Regions from separate parts of the Homo sapiens genome. Here region 2 is linked to region 1. The links are chromatin contacts, found by Hi-C in ENCODE. All regions are on one chromosome and are shown on one strand. The core of a region is the stretch at or near the end of the contact, and the rest is flanking DNA. Distances in the headings are between cores, read along the strand shown. Region 1 holds the start of CEP162 (centrosomal protein 162). Region 2 holds the start of NT5E (5'-nucleotidase ecto).

The links. A loop is a pair of places that touch in the nucleus more often than their neighbours do. Pooled maps may share reads with other maps.
Region 2: a pooled map shows a loop between it and region 1 (5-fold over the local background). The contact joins the promoter of NT5E here to the promoter of CEP162 in region 1. A Hi-C loop is called at or near these places in 9 of 50 pooled maps.

What each region holds. Positions count from the first base shown.
Region 1 is chr6:84,225,721-84,232,256 of GRCh38, forward strand. It overlaps CEP162 (centrosomal protein 162), which reads right to left and starts at 1,923. Exons shown (of 27, transcript NM_014895.4): 1 at 1,860-1,923; 2 at 617-732. The coding sequence starts at 673. RefSeq lists enhancers at 1,336-1,836, 1,837-2,337, 2,239-2,398.
Region 2 is chr6:85,444,182-85,451,344 of GRCh38, forward strand. NT5E (5'-nucleotidase ecto) reads left to right here and starts at 5,902. Exons shown (of 9, transcript NM_002526.4): 1 at 5,902-6,297. The coding sequence starts at 5,959. RefSeq lists a silencer at 5,695-5,964.

The DNA of each region.
Region 1 (6,536 bases), core at 673-3,172:
TGCTATAAAAAGAATTAAATACATACCAGATTAAGAAGTGACTTTGTGTTTACCTTTTACTGGATAAACAGAAGAAGCCTCTCTGAAGTGGTGATATTTAAGTTAAGATTTTCACCAGCCAGGTAAAGAGTAAGGGAGGAGCATTATTGGCAGAGGGAACAGTGAGTGCAAAGCTCCTAAGGTGAAATGAGCTTGCAATGTCTGGGAAAGAAAAAAGGCCACTGTGGAATAAATAAAGTGGGTGAAAGAGGGATATGAAGGCAGTGAGATATGTAAGAGTGAAATCATGAAAGGCTTTAAAACCATGGTAAGGAGGAGTTGTTTGTTTTTTTTTTTCTACATGTGATGGGAGACCAATAGAGTCTTTTACTGGGGAGGAACAGAGTCTGACTGCAGTGTGGTGAAAGGAATGCTGGACCATGAGTTGAGAACTGCTGCCATAGCCCAGTTGAGATGATGGCACTGAACTAGCAGTGGCAGAAAAGGGACAGGGCTAGAGGGATGATGGGAATTCAGAGTTTGGTGATGGACTAACTGTATCTTCGAGATGACAGAATTGAAGGATGAGTCTTTTGAGACAAATTTGACAATATAGCTTTTAAAAATATAAACTTACCTCTTTCATAAACTGTTCAAACTCTTCATCTAGCTCTTCTTGGGAACAGTTAGCCATAGTCAACAATTTTGACCTCCCAAAGTAAACATTCTAAAGTACCTCAAACATTGGAAACACTAAATGACAAGAGACATAAACATCTTTTGAGGAAATCCATCAGATCATGAACACGACCAGACTTAAACTTCGGACATTTGTTATGATTCAGTATATATGCACAATTTTTTTTAACCAGTAAGAGCTGGTCAAGAGATTCCTAATTCATTAAGCAAACTGATTTGGAAAAGCAGCTTTGACAGGATGTCTTGTACTCAACGTTCAGAATTATGTTTTCATCTGTTAACATCCAATTGTTAAAGAGTGGTCTCTACAATATTTCCCAAACCTATGTTTGTGTGCATGTGTTAATTAGTACCTCTCAAACACAAACCAGGTCCTCACAGGGAATCTTAAAAACTGTAAGTTAGCAAATCCAAAGGACTGTTTCTTTCTTGCAAAGCACACGACAGTTTGTGCTGCCTTATCACTCGGCTCGTTATTTTACCAATCCATAGTAATAGTTTCGTAAAGCAGACTGCATAGTTTCGTAAAGCAGACTGTATCCAGATACGGGGATGTTTCAAAATATACACAAATAGAATTTAGTAAGAATTAGTAATTTAGTCAAAATACTTAAAGAATACTTAAAGTTAATGGAGTACACAAATCAGTACTATGTTTCTTTTGAAGCGAGGGAAGACCGACAAAAATTATGTGCTGAACACAAGCAGAATCCAGTGATTTGCAACGGAAAGCGTTCCCCTAGACACCTAATGAACCCAACCTTGGGTCGACCCCCAGCTCCTGAACTCCCTAGAGCAGCTCAAATCCCAGCTTTCTTCTGTAGAGATGGGGGAGGGGAAGAGGGCTTGCAGACCCGGACAATACCCTCCCCATCGTGCAGAGTAACACCTCTTCCCCTCATTTGCACTTTCGATCAGTTCAGGGTAAGTGCGGTTAAGGTCTTGGCCTGAATAGCTTGGTCAGGGGTGAGCTCCACTAAAAGCTTCTCAAGCCTGGCTGCGACCCCGTCCCCAGAAGCGCGGGTTCGGGAATTGGAGGGAAGACAAAGACGCATTTGCCGTGGGCTCCGGGCGGAGAAGGGGAATGACCTGGAAAATTAAAGCCCTTCGCTCGAGTATGAAGCACGGCCTCGACCAGGGCGATTTGGGTGGGAAACCAGCGTTCACACCTTACCACCTACCTCTGCCTCTGAATTCCGCGCTTTCCCGGAAGGTCTGTGCGGGTCCACCAGTTGTCAGGGTAACAGACTTCAGCTGCCGGGTTCTGGAGTCACATGACCCGGGCTGGTCACGTGGGCCGTGGGTTTCCCAATGCCTTTACAAGCGAAGGTCGGAATAACCACGGCTGAGAAAGACACTCTAGTGGCTAAACCTTCGCTGCTGCAGTAAAATGCCTTTCCTTCCCTGGCTTTCTCTACGTTCCTTAGAAAAGGGGACAGCGGCAAACCGGTTACTGGAGAAGCGAGACGGAGGCTTCCAGCAGGCTTGGAGGGCGCGGTGGTTGTAGGCCAGCCCGTGGCTTTCTGGGAAATGTAGTTTAGCTCCCCTGGTCCTTGTGTTTCCGCACTCCGCATCGTCGCCTCCCGCCTTCCCCACACTTGTCATTCGAGCGCTCTGTTTTTCCAAGGGGCAATTTTGAAGAGATTGAATTTCTTGGATTTCTTTGGCCTGCAAAGACCTGTGTAGGCATTGTGAGAGAAACACAAACCTGTGAGGAAAAAAACTGTCGTTTAGATGGGGACTCTGTTCCACCACCTAGTGGGCAAGAAATCGAAAATACGCAAACAGCAAGATTCTTATTAAGTTATTGCTCCTCCCGCTACCCCTACTTTTCAAAACTGCATTCTTTACTGGCATTTCACAATTACTGACTTGGATTTTGTTTTCTATTTCTTTTCTTTTTTTCAAAGCATGCAACATTAGCTGGAGTTTCAGAGGACAACATTTAGCATAGTGTAAGTAAAATCTACAACAGCTGCAGGTTTTGCTGATGGTAGACTTAGTTCAGGACCTCATCTTTAGCTAGAACTGTTTATTCATCAAGTCTTTCTTGCAATACAAATATGTACAAACCAGGAGCTGTGGACTATGATGCAAATATGAATAATAAAAGAAATATCTTAAGCTACCATTTATTGAGAAGTTGACTTCCTGCCACCTTCTATCAAAGACTTACCTTCCCACATATGATCTAGAGCCTTTACCCATTCTTCTTCTCACTGATCTTGTTCCACTGGTCATTTCCCTTAATCCTGTATCTTCGACTTCTGGCTGGCTGTGGGATTTTTCCTAACAGCATTTGAACATGCCTTGAGATCCCCACCTAAAACATCACTTCTGACACATTCTCTTCATGCTATTATTTCCCAGTGGTTGAAATGATCTGTCTCCTCACCTTACTTGCCAATCTTTTCTGAGGAATTATTTCCACTTTACCTCCCTTTTGTCAGACCTTTTAATCCTGTCTCTGTGTGTGTAAGTGTACATATATGACAGCGCTTTATTTGATCTCCCAATACTATTTGATACACTTGTCTCCTCTCTTTCTTGGTTTTTCTTTCACATTTATAGCCTCCCCTCAAGGGTTTTCACTGTCTCTGTCTATCCTAGCTGACCTCTAAATGTTAGAATTTCTTTTCTTTTCTTCTTTTTCTTTTTTTCTTTTCTTTCTTTCTTTTTTTTTAATTTCTATTTTTTTGAGACGGAGTCTTGCTCTGTCACCCAGGCTGGAGTACAATAGTGCGATCTCGGCTCACTGCAACCTCCACCTCCTGGGTTCAACTGATTCTCCTGCCTCAGCCTCCCGAGTAACTGGGATTACAGGTGCCCACCACCACACCTGGCTAATTTTGTGTTTTTAGTAGAGACAGAGTTTCACCATGTTAGTCAGGCTAGTCTTGAACTCCTGATCTGCCCACCTTGGCCTCCCAAAGTGTTGGGATTACAGGTGTGAGCCACCGCGCCTGGCCAATGTTAGAATTTCTTAGGGCTTATTTCTGGACTCTTATTCTGTCACACTTCATGGTACTTCCATACACCTACTCATTCAAGACAGAAATCTGGGAGTTCCCTCTCTCCCATATTTTATTCGTCAAGACTTGTTGGTGCTACCTCCAAAATGTGTCTCTATTCTGTTCATTTTACATCTTAATTACTAATGATAGAGGCATCTTTTCCTCTTGTCTGAGCTGCTTCATTAGCCTTCTAACAAGTTTCTCTATTTCTACTCCTATCCTCGTCTAACCCATTGTCTACACAATAGAAAATGTGATAATTTGAAAATGTAAATCAGGTTACTCCATTGCTGAAAATCCTACAATGATTTCTCTCTGTATTTGTACTAAAATCCAAATATCTACAAGGACTTGCATGGTATGGTCGGCACTATTCTCTTCTACAGCCTCCTCTCACCCCCACTCACCAAGGCATGCAGAATTATTTGCAGCTCTGGTACAGAGTTCAGTCCTATTGAGGTTAGAATTGGAGCTTTGGTATAAGGAGTGGAAGATGAATGTTACTGTGTCTAAAGAGTGAATAATCATTTTGTCTCTATGCGTAAACCTACAAAACTTATGCTTATAGGATCCAAGAGTTTGTTATGCTGAATTGTGGAAGGGATGTCACTAAATTTTTGGTACTGAATTGAATTGTTATACATTTTTCAAAATAATAGTCATTAAAAGAATGATTAATATTTTTTGAGAGTTTACACTGTGCTGTATACTATTGTATTCATTTTTATAAAATGAATTGACCTCATGACCCATAATTTAAAACACCATTTAATACTAGCTCTCATCATAAATATATATCTAAAATGTCAATGAAATGGCTACTTTAGTAGTTAAATCACTCTGGGTAGCATCAAAGTTTCCTACTTTTAGATTCTCCATAATTGTTACAGGTTTCTCAATCATTATGTGTTTCTTTTTGTGTTTCCTAGAATGATATGAAATTTGATTTATATTTGGTGTTTATCCAGCTCTCTAGTGAGGTTCTAGAGGGGGAGACTGTACCTCAAGCCTTATATTGCCTTTTCTCGTAGCAAACAGTACAGTGTGAGAACTCGGTCAACACTGACAGTATAGTTGTAGCCAAGACCTGCAACGGTAATGGGGTGTAAACTTAGCACATTGTGGGAGTGGATTAAGGAGAAGAACTGAATCAGATACAGTTACATAATAGTTCCAGTTGCTTGCTTCTTTACCTCTAATTTTCAGAAGTGGGTATTCTCTTCACTTATGTGGATAATGAGGAAGACACTGAAGGAATCGTATCATTCTAGTCATAAGAAAATTAATGGTTTTTTTGTTATTGCCATCGTTATTTTGTTTGTCAAAGTCATTGTTGACTTCTGCTCATTTGTCCACATCTGACTGCTTTTGACTACTTAAAATTTTTCTTAATTGTTTTGTATATGAAATGTAGTAGTCAAAGTTTAAGCTATTGTTATAAGTTGTTCCCAAGAAAAAGAATAATAATTCATAGTAGAATATTGAGAAATTGTACAGTCATATTTACAAGTATTTAAATGTTTCTAAAATACAGGCAGATGCTCTTTCCCTAGGGTATGCAGAGCTGCCCATTTACAATTATATCATGAACTCATGGATGGTGATTTAGGTCATGAAATTGTTTTTAAAATAATTCTTTAATAATCCAGTAAATGGCCACTGAGGATGTCAGCAATTTGGCTATGCTTCTAAATAATACAGTTATCAACATGGTTTTATAATTATTATGGAAATGTAAAAACACAAAAATTGACGAATCAAGGAAAAACTCAGCCTATGAAGACCCTGTGAGGAGGAAAAGACAAACTAAAGACTAGGATGAAATATTTGCAAACCACATATCTGACAAAGGGCTGCTATCTAGAACATATAAAGAACACTAGCAAAATAGCAAAAGCAAAATACACAATTAGAAAATGGACAAAAGACACGAGTGGACATTTCACCAAAGGGGACATGAGAAAGGTATATGAAAATGGTGAATAAGCACATGAAAAGATGCTCAGCATCACCAAGATATTCCACATCATTAGGGAAATGCAAATTAGAACCACAATGAACTATCAACTGGGTGAGTGTAGATATGAAGAGGTAGCATAGGAAATCTTTGTAGTGATGGAATTGTTCTGTATCCTGATACAGTAGCAGTTATAACAAGCTACATGTTGATAAGATTGCATACAAATGCACACACACACCACACATATACAAGTGAGTGCATATAAAATTGGTGAAATCTAAATGACGCCTGTCCCATTTTCCCCAACTTTCTGTCAATCCGTTACTAGATAGAATAAGATCATAGGTTATATATATATGTTTCAGAATCCTTTCTTCTAGGAAAATCTTGTGAGAAGCACAATGTATAAAACAAAGCAGAGTTGCAATGGTTGGGAGGCAGGTGAAGGATGGTTTTGAGCTCTCTTTCTATGCTTTTTTATTGGTCTTGAAGGGACCTCCCTTGAGCTCCAGAGTGCTGTCTAAAACTGATATTTTAGATTATAATTCCGTAACCCAGATAATCACAAAATTTCTACATCTATTAATATATAATCAATGTAATACATACATGAATTCCCCAGCAAGTTAGAGAAATAAGTATAAATATGTGTTTTACGCATATATACAAAATTGTGATTTTTAGCACATCTAAAATATGGATTAAGCTCATCTGATTATTGACAAATTATTAGACTGGGTCTATGTGATAATGTTAGTCTAAAATTAAGTTTTTTTGTATTCACATACCTTAGATGATGGGGAGGTGATTGGATATAAGAAGAAAATATTAGAATTTATTTTCAATTTATTTTTATCTCAAACTTAATAAATTAAAGTTTGACT
Region 2 (7,163 bases), core at 4,652-7,151, 1.2 Mb after region 1:
AAAACAGTATGGCCTGGCCACTCACAGTTTTTCTGAAAAGCAAGTTGGAATAGCAGTGAATCTTTGAAAGTGACAGCAATGTGCCCTTCAAGTGTTGGAATTATCATGGGCAATCTCATGAGATTGCTGACAATCTGAGTTTCTCATCATAGCAACTGGAAAACCACTTGCTGCTTGTTTTATAACAGATAACTTCATCATCTTATTAGCAGTGATTTAGGTTGGGAAGCTGCCTACATTCTTGTTTGTGACCCTGATGGGAGGTAACCTCAAATATCAAATTAGTCATTTCTCTAAGGATCCTGGTTCCCGTTAGTGGAAAATAATATTACTATAGTAGTGAGCATTAAGCTGTGTCATGGGGTCACATTGCTCTTGAGCTTTTTCTTTCTTTTTTTTTTTTCTTTTTGAGATGGAGTCTCACTCTGTTGCGCAGGCTGGAGTGCAGTGGCGCGATCTCAGCTCACTGCAACCTCTGCCTCCGGGGTTCAACCAATACCCTTACCTCAGCCTCCCAAATAGCTGGGATTACAGGCGCCCACCACCATGCCCAGCTAGTTTTTGTATTTTTACTAGAGATGGGGTTTCACCATATTGGTCAGGCTGGTCTCAAACTCCTGACCTCAGGTGATCCACCCGCCTCAGCCTCTCAAAGTGCTGGGATTACAGGCGTAAGCCACCGTGCCCAGCCACTCTTGGGCTACTTCAATGGAAGAGCTAAACCGTTTTTCTTATAAAGGAAGTAGTTTATATTGATATTTACAATCTAGCTGGAGCAGGTCCATGCTCCTACTAAAATTCTTAACTTCCTTTGAACTGAGTATCTTTTACTAATCCTCTTCCTGAAGAAAGTAATATAGTTGTTTATGCTTTTCCCATAATTTAAGTTAAAAAAAATACAATATCCATGGAAATATCAATTCTTAATATAGTTGAAAACTTTTCCTTTAATTCTTCTTGGTTTTAGAAGGTAGCTAATTTGGTGGGATCTAACAAAGTGATGTAATTTAATCCTTTGGACTCAGGATCCAGCAATATGGAACTACACAACAGAGTAGAAGGGGATTGGAAAGCAATAATGGTATTTTAAAAGTCATCTACCCAGGGACAGAGAGGATCTGCCCCAGGAAACTCCCAGGTCCTGCTGCCTATGGGAAGGAAGCATCCCACATGGAGGAGAGAGACTCAGACTCCATGTTGCTTCTGGGAATCTGGTGGGAGGGAGGAAGTCCACTGCGTGAAGGGACCAAGTTCTAATGGGGAAGGGGAGAAAGATTCTGCTTGTACTTCTGCTGTGAGCAGCTGAGTAGTAGATTGTGACAGAGAAGCCGCACATTGAACCTCTGTCGTCCCAGAGTGCTGGAGAAAGAGGCATGTCTGAGCTTAGATGTCAGAGTCAGTGACTGTGCAAGAGGCCAGTTTCCTCATCCCCTGTGCATTCTATGTGCAGCCTCTGAAAACATACATTCTGTGTCCTGGATTGACTCGAATCTAAACCACTCTTATTATTTGTGGCTTATTAAAGAGGCCAATATAGACTGATGGTCCTCCTATGGCCACAAAGAGATCACGGCAAAGTTGCAAGAAAGGATTCTGAGCTTTTGTAGCCTTCTCAGAAGTCCCCAGACCAAGAACTACTCCTTGGGCATAACAGGTGGCAGACAGCAAGAGGTAAACCTTTTGAGTGGACAGAGAGCCTTTATGTGAAATAGAGTTACAAATATAAAAAGACAAAAAAAAATCCTGCCCACTTGTGGAACTTTGAGCAATTAATTTAACATGTTGAAGCTCCATTTTATTACCCATAAAAGGAGAATGATATTGCAGCATTATCACAATAGTCAAGCTTTGGAATCCACCTAACTGTCCATCAATGGATGAATGGATAAAGCAAAAATGTGGAGAGTAGAATGGTGGTTACCAGGGGCTGCCTGAAGGGTTACTGGAGAGGCTGATCAAAGAATATAAAATTTCAGCTAGATAGGAAGAATAGATTCAAGAGATCTACTGTATAATTTGGTGACTATAGTTAATAACAATGTATTGCATACTTGAAAATCACTATGTGAGTAGATTTTAAGCGTTCTCACCACAGAAAAAGTGGGGGTGGGGAGCAGATAATAATATTTACCCTTCATGCTTTTGTGAAGACTTAACAATGTAACCTGAGTATTGGAATTCAATTGTGCTCAAAACCTGACTGCCACTTACTTGGACATGAATGATCTTAAGCAAATTATTCAGCCAGGTTAAATATCACATTAAGTTTTCTTACCAATAAGATGAAATATTAATAGTCATTTAACAGCATAATCCAAATGTGCCAGGATGCCTATGACAAGGTCCCTCTGTTTTCTTTCTTTTTTTTCTTTTTTGAGACAGAGTTTTGCTCTTGTTGCCCAGGCTGGAGTGCAACGGCGTGATCTCAGCTCACTGCAACCTCTGCCTCCAAGGGTTCAAGAGATTCTCCTGCCTCAGCCTCCCAAGTAGCTAGGACTCCAGGCGCCCGCCACCACACCTGGCTAATTTTGTGTATTTTTAGTAGACATGGGGTTTCACCATATTGGCCAGGCTGGTTTCAAACTCCTGACTTCAGGTCATCCACCCGCCTCGGCCTCCCGAAGTGCTGGGATTACAGGTGTGAGCCACCGCGCCTGGCCGGTCCCTGTTTTCACCCCGCATTCACCTAAAAGCAGGTCTCAGATTTTTAATTCAGCCCACCTAAATAAATCTATCTCAGCAAATTTAAAGAAAAATTGATATTTTATTAAAGACTTTGTGATAAGATATAAAATAGGTTCTCATCACAAAAGAAACTTAAATATATATTATCCATTAGATAGCTCCAGTGGTGTGCTGGTAAATGTTCAACAACTGACTCTTAAAGAAAAACGCATGCATTTATATACATACATATTTATTATAAATTTTTCTGATATAAAAGATTGTTACACACAATTTACTATTTGTAAATTTTACTATTGGTTCCTACAGACTGCTTTCATTGATTTTTGCAGAACTTTTGCAATCCATAGCCAACCTATGGTTCCGGCTGAACTGATTTGACAAATGGAGTTATATACCCATTTATTTTCTAATAAATCAATAACGTATTGTTATTGGATGTAATATGTAATCTATTATTAAAGTATTTGTCACCCTATTATATAATGAGTGTAGTACAGGCTATAGTCATTAAATTAAAACCTAGTTTTAGCACTAGATATATTGTTCATCAATGATGTGAGTGAGATTTTTCCTGAGTCAGAAAATAGTTTTCTAATATGTACTGAAATAATATTTTCTCAATTTGGGGGGCTATTCCCAATGTAATGGATATTAGCACCACACACTTTTAAGTTTATTCTGCATTATTTTGACATTTTCTTCATTACTTTCTTAAGTCTAATCAACTGATGAAACAATAAATAAAGCCCTGATTTGTATGTAAATTTTTGCCTGTATATTTTTCTTTCCTCATGGACTTGGGAAATTTTCTATGATCCTCATGGCTTTGCAGCTACTTACTGTATGCACCCTCACCTTGTTTGCAGCATTATCAGCTCCAGGACAGCCGAAATCCTTCTTGGTTCTTTCATACTATCGCCCACTGTGTCTAAAGTAGATTTTAAGTTAGTGTTACTTGAATTGCAAGTACTACTACCACTGAAGCAGCAACTCTGTTTCCATTGCTTGGGGAGAAGACCAAAAACACACATTAAACACCTGGAGAAAAAAAGTAAAACCACATTAAAGTGAGATTGTAGGAACTGACCAGAAATTTAGAAAAGAGAAAAACTCACTGCTGTGTGAAGAAGTCAAAGGAACTTCATGTTGACTTGAACAAGAAATTAAAGGAACCCCGGGCCTTGGCCTAAGGACAGACTGGAAATGGTGGTTTGGAGAGAAGAAATGAGGACAAAGGGAATGTGTGAGGAACAGTGGAAGGTAAAGTTGGCTGGATAAAATGAGACTTCAAAATGCCAGTTTGCGAAGCTTGAACTTGGTGCAATAAACAATCAAAGGCCATTTTAGATGTATATGAAAACAAATGGCATGGAAATGATATTGAAGCAGAAATCTGGTAGCATCCCCAGAACAGGAATTTCAGAAACTATTGCAGTGGCTTAGGTTTAAAAGACAAGAAACAACAAATGATCAGTTCCCCAGTGATCAGTGATAGGTCATGTTGATACCGTGTACCCACAGATACCAGGCAATGAGAAAGGCACATAATCTCTGTAGCATTCTTCCTAAACATCCACAGCTTCAGTCCAATCATGAGAAAACATCAGACAAACCCAAACTGAGGGATAGTATACAGAAACCAGTACTGTTCAAAAGTGTCAAGGTTTTTGAAGACAACTGACTGAGAAACTGTCACAGATTAGAGGAGGCTAAGAACACAGGAAAACTAACTGCAATATGGTATCCTGAATTGGGTCCTGGAATAGAAAACGGACATTAGTGGAACAGTTGGTGAAATTAAAATAAAATCAGTAACACAGTTAATAGTTTCGTATCACTGTTAAGTTTTTAGTTTCATTGGTTATATAAGCTGTTAACATAAGGCAATATGGGTGATGGGTATGTGGGAACTCCCTTTATTACCTTTGCAACTTTTCTGTAAGTCTAAAATCATTCTTTTTTTAAGTTAAAACAGCAAAACTACCAGTTCTTTTACCTGCTTCTAGCAGGTGCTCAAAGAGGGACAGAGCAAAACCTTGCAAAGCATGACATTAGAGGGTGTCCCAGAAGCAAGGGTCTTCTGTAGCCCCAGGCACTGCTGCTCCCAAACTGCATGGCCTTTCTTGGCAAATGATTTACAATCTCCGAACCTCAGGTCAATGTCTTAAAAACGGGCACAGAATGTCTTTTCAACAAATGGTACTAAGAAAACTGGATATCCACATGAAAAAGAGTAAATGTGGACTCATACCACATATGAAAATTAACTCAAAATGGATTAAAGGTCTAAGAGTTTAAATTATAAAACTCTTAGGAGAAAACATAGAGGAAAATCTTCCTAACATTGTATTTGGCTATGACTTCACTGCGACACCGAAAGCACACGCGACAAAATAAAAATAAAATAAAATAAAATAAGACCAGAAAAGCAAAGAAGGGCAGCATCCCTTCCCGTCCTGATAGCTGCCGGATTTTACCCCAATCGTGTTTCTGCTTCCAGGAGCTGTCCGCGCGTCGCCTCTGTTTTATCACTAAGGTTTTAATTGTGAATAAACAAGGAACTGGATTCGAATGATTTCTTAGTTTCTGAGATTTTTTTGTCTAAGCATCGTAGACTTCGTGCGTTCTCAACCCAACAGGAAGCGTCACATCTCAGTGAGCTTCGGCTCTCACAGCCCGAAACTGCAAGGAGCTCCTCTGCCCGGCCTCTCTTTACTCCTCCTCTCTGCCCCTCAGCTCGCTCATCTTTCTTCCCGCCCCCTCTCTTTTCCTTCTTTGGTTCTTTGAAGTGATGAGCTAGCGCAACCACAAACCATACATTCCTTTTGTAGAAAAACCCGTGCCTCGAATGAGGCGAGACTCAGAGAGGACCCAGGCGCGGGGCGGACCCCTCCAATTCCTTCCTCGCGCCCCCGAAAGAGCGGCGCACCAGCAGCCGAACTGCCGGCGCCCAGGCTCCCTGGTCCGGCCGGGATGCGGCCGGTACCCGCTCCCCGCCGGGAACAACCTCTCCACTCTTCCTGCAGGGAGCTGGTGCCAGCCGACAGCCGCGCCAGGGCCGCTCCGGGTACCAGGGTCGGATCGGGTGACGTCGCGAACTTGCGCCTGGCCGCCAAGCCGGCCTCCAGGCTGAAGAAGGACCCGCCCCGGCCTTGACCCGGGCCCCGCCCCTCCAGCCGGGGCACCGAGCCCCGGCCCTAGCTGCTCGCCCCTACTCGCCGGCACTCGCCCGGCTCGCCCGCTTTCGCACCCAGTTCACGCGCCACAGCTATGTGTCCCCGAGCCGCGCGGGCGCCCGCGACGCTACTCCTCGCCCTGGGCGCGGTGCTGTGGCCTGCGGCTGGCGCCTGGGAGCTTACGATTTTGCACACCAACGACGTGCACAGCCGGCTGGAGCAGACCAGCGAGGACTCCAGCAAGTGCGTCAACGCCAGCCGCTGCATGGGTGGCGTGGCTCGGCTCTTCACCAAGGTTCAGCAGATCCGCCGCGCCGAACCCAACGTGCTGCTGCTGGACGCCGGCGACCAGTACCAGGGCACTATCTGGTTCACCGTGTACAAGGGCGCCGAGGTGGCGCACTTCATGAACGCCCTGCGCTACGATGCCATGGTAAGACCCGAGCCCGCGCCCGGGATAGTAGTCCCGGACTGAGAGAGGAGCCGGGCTGGAAAAGCAGCGGATGGCAGAGTGTGGCAAGCCTAGGTCCAGGGCGCGGAGAGATGTGGGGATAAAGTGAGACTCCGGCCAGTGTGCCAGCTGGATGCATAGAAGTCCCTTGGACGATTCGTCTTAAACGGACGTTATTGCGCCCCCACTATGAGATGGGAGTATTTAGAGGAGCAGGACCCAGTCCTGCCTGCGAGGGGCTTAAGGTGGGGTGCGTAGAAGCACTGACAGTTATCCAGAGCTAGGGACTGAATCGGATCCCTCACGCAGCTCTCATTTACTGCTAGATCTTTCAAAGAATGCTTTATCTCAATCTAGATCTTTCGAAAAATGCTTTATCTCAATCTTATTGAAAGGGAAACCGCGTCGAAGAAGCTGAATAAATTAACAGGCACCATCCCCGCAAAAAGGGAGACGTGATAAGAATGGACACCAGATCTCTTTGACCCCGGAGCTTGAGAGTAATTAAGCTCACAGCTTTGGGGTAGATTCTCTGTTCAATTACCTTCTATGTGACCTTGAGCAAGTTATTTACTCTTTCTTGCCTCAGTTCTATCCTGTATAAAAATAAGGATTATAATTGTACATAGTGCACATAGTGTGGTCTCTATATTATTACCAGACACATAGTGTGGTGTCTATATATGTTGTTATTACCAGACACTATAATATAGGGTTAAGAAAAGGAAAGAAAGAAAGAAAGAGAAAGAAAGAAAGAAACTTCAGAGAGAGCCAAAATGTGGAAAGACTTGGGTTTCAAAGGATTTCAATAAAGTAGGTTTGGCGGCAGAGATTTAGGAAGAGTCCAA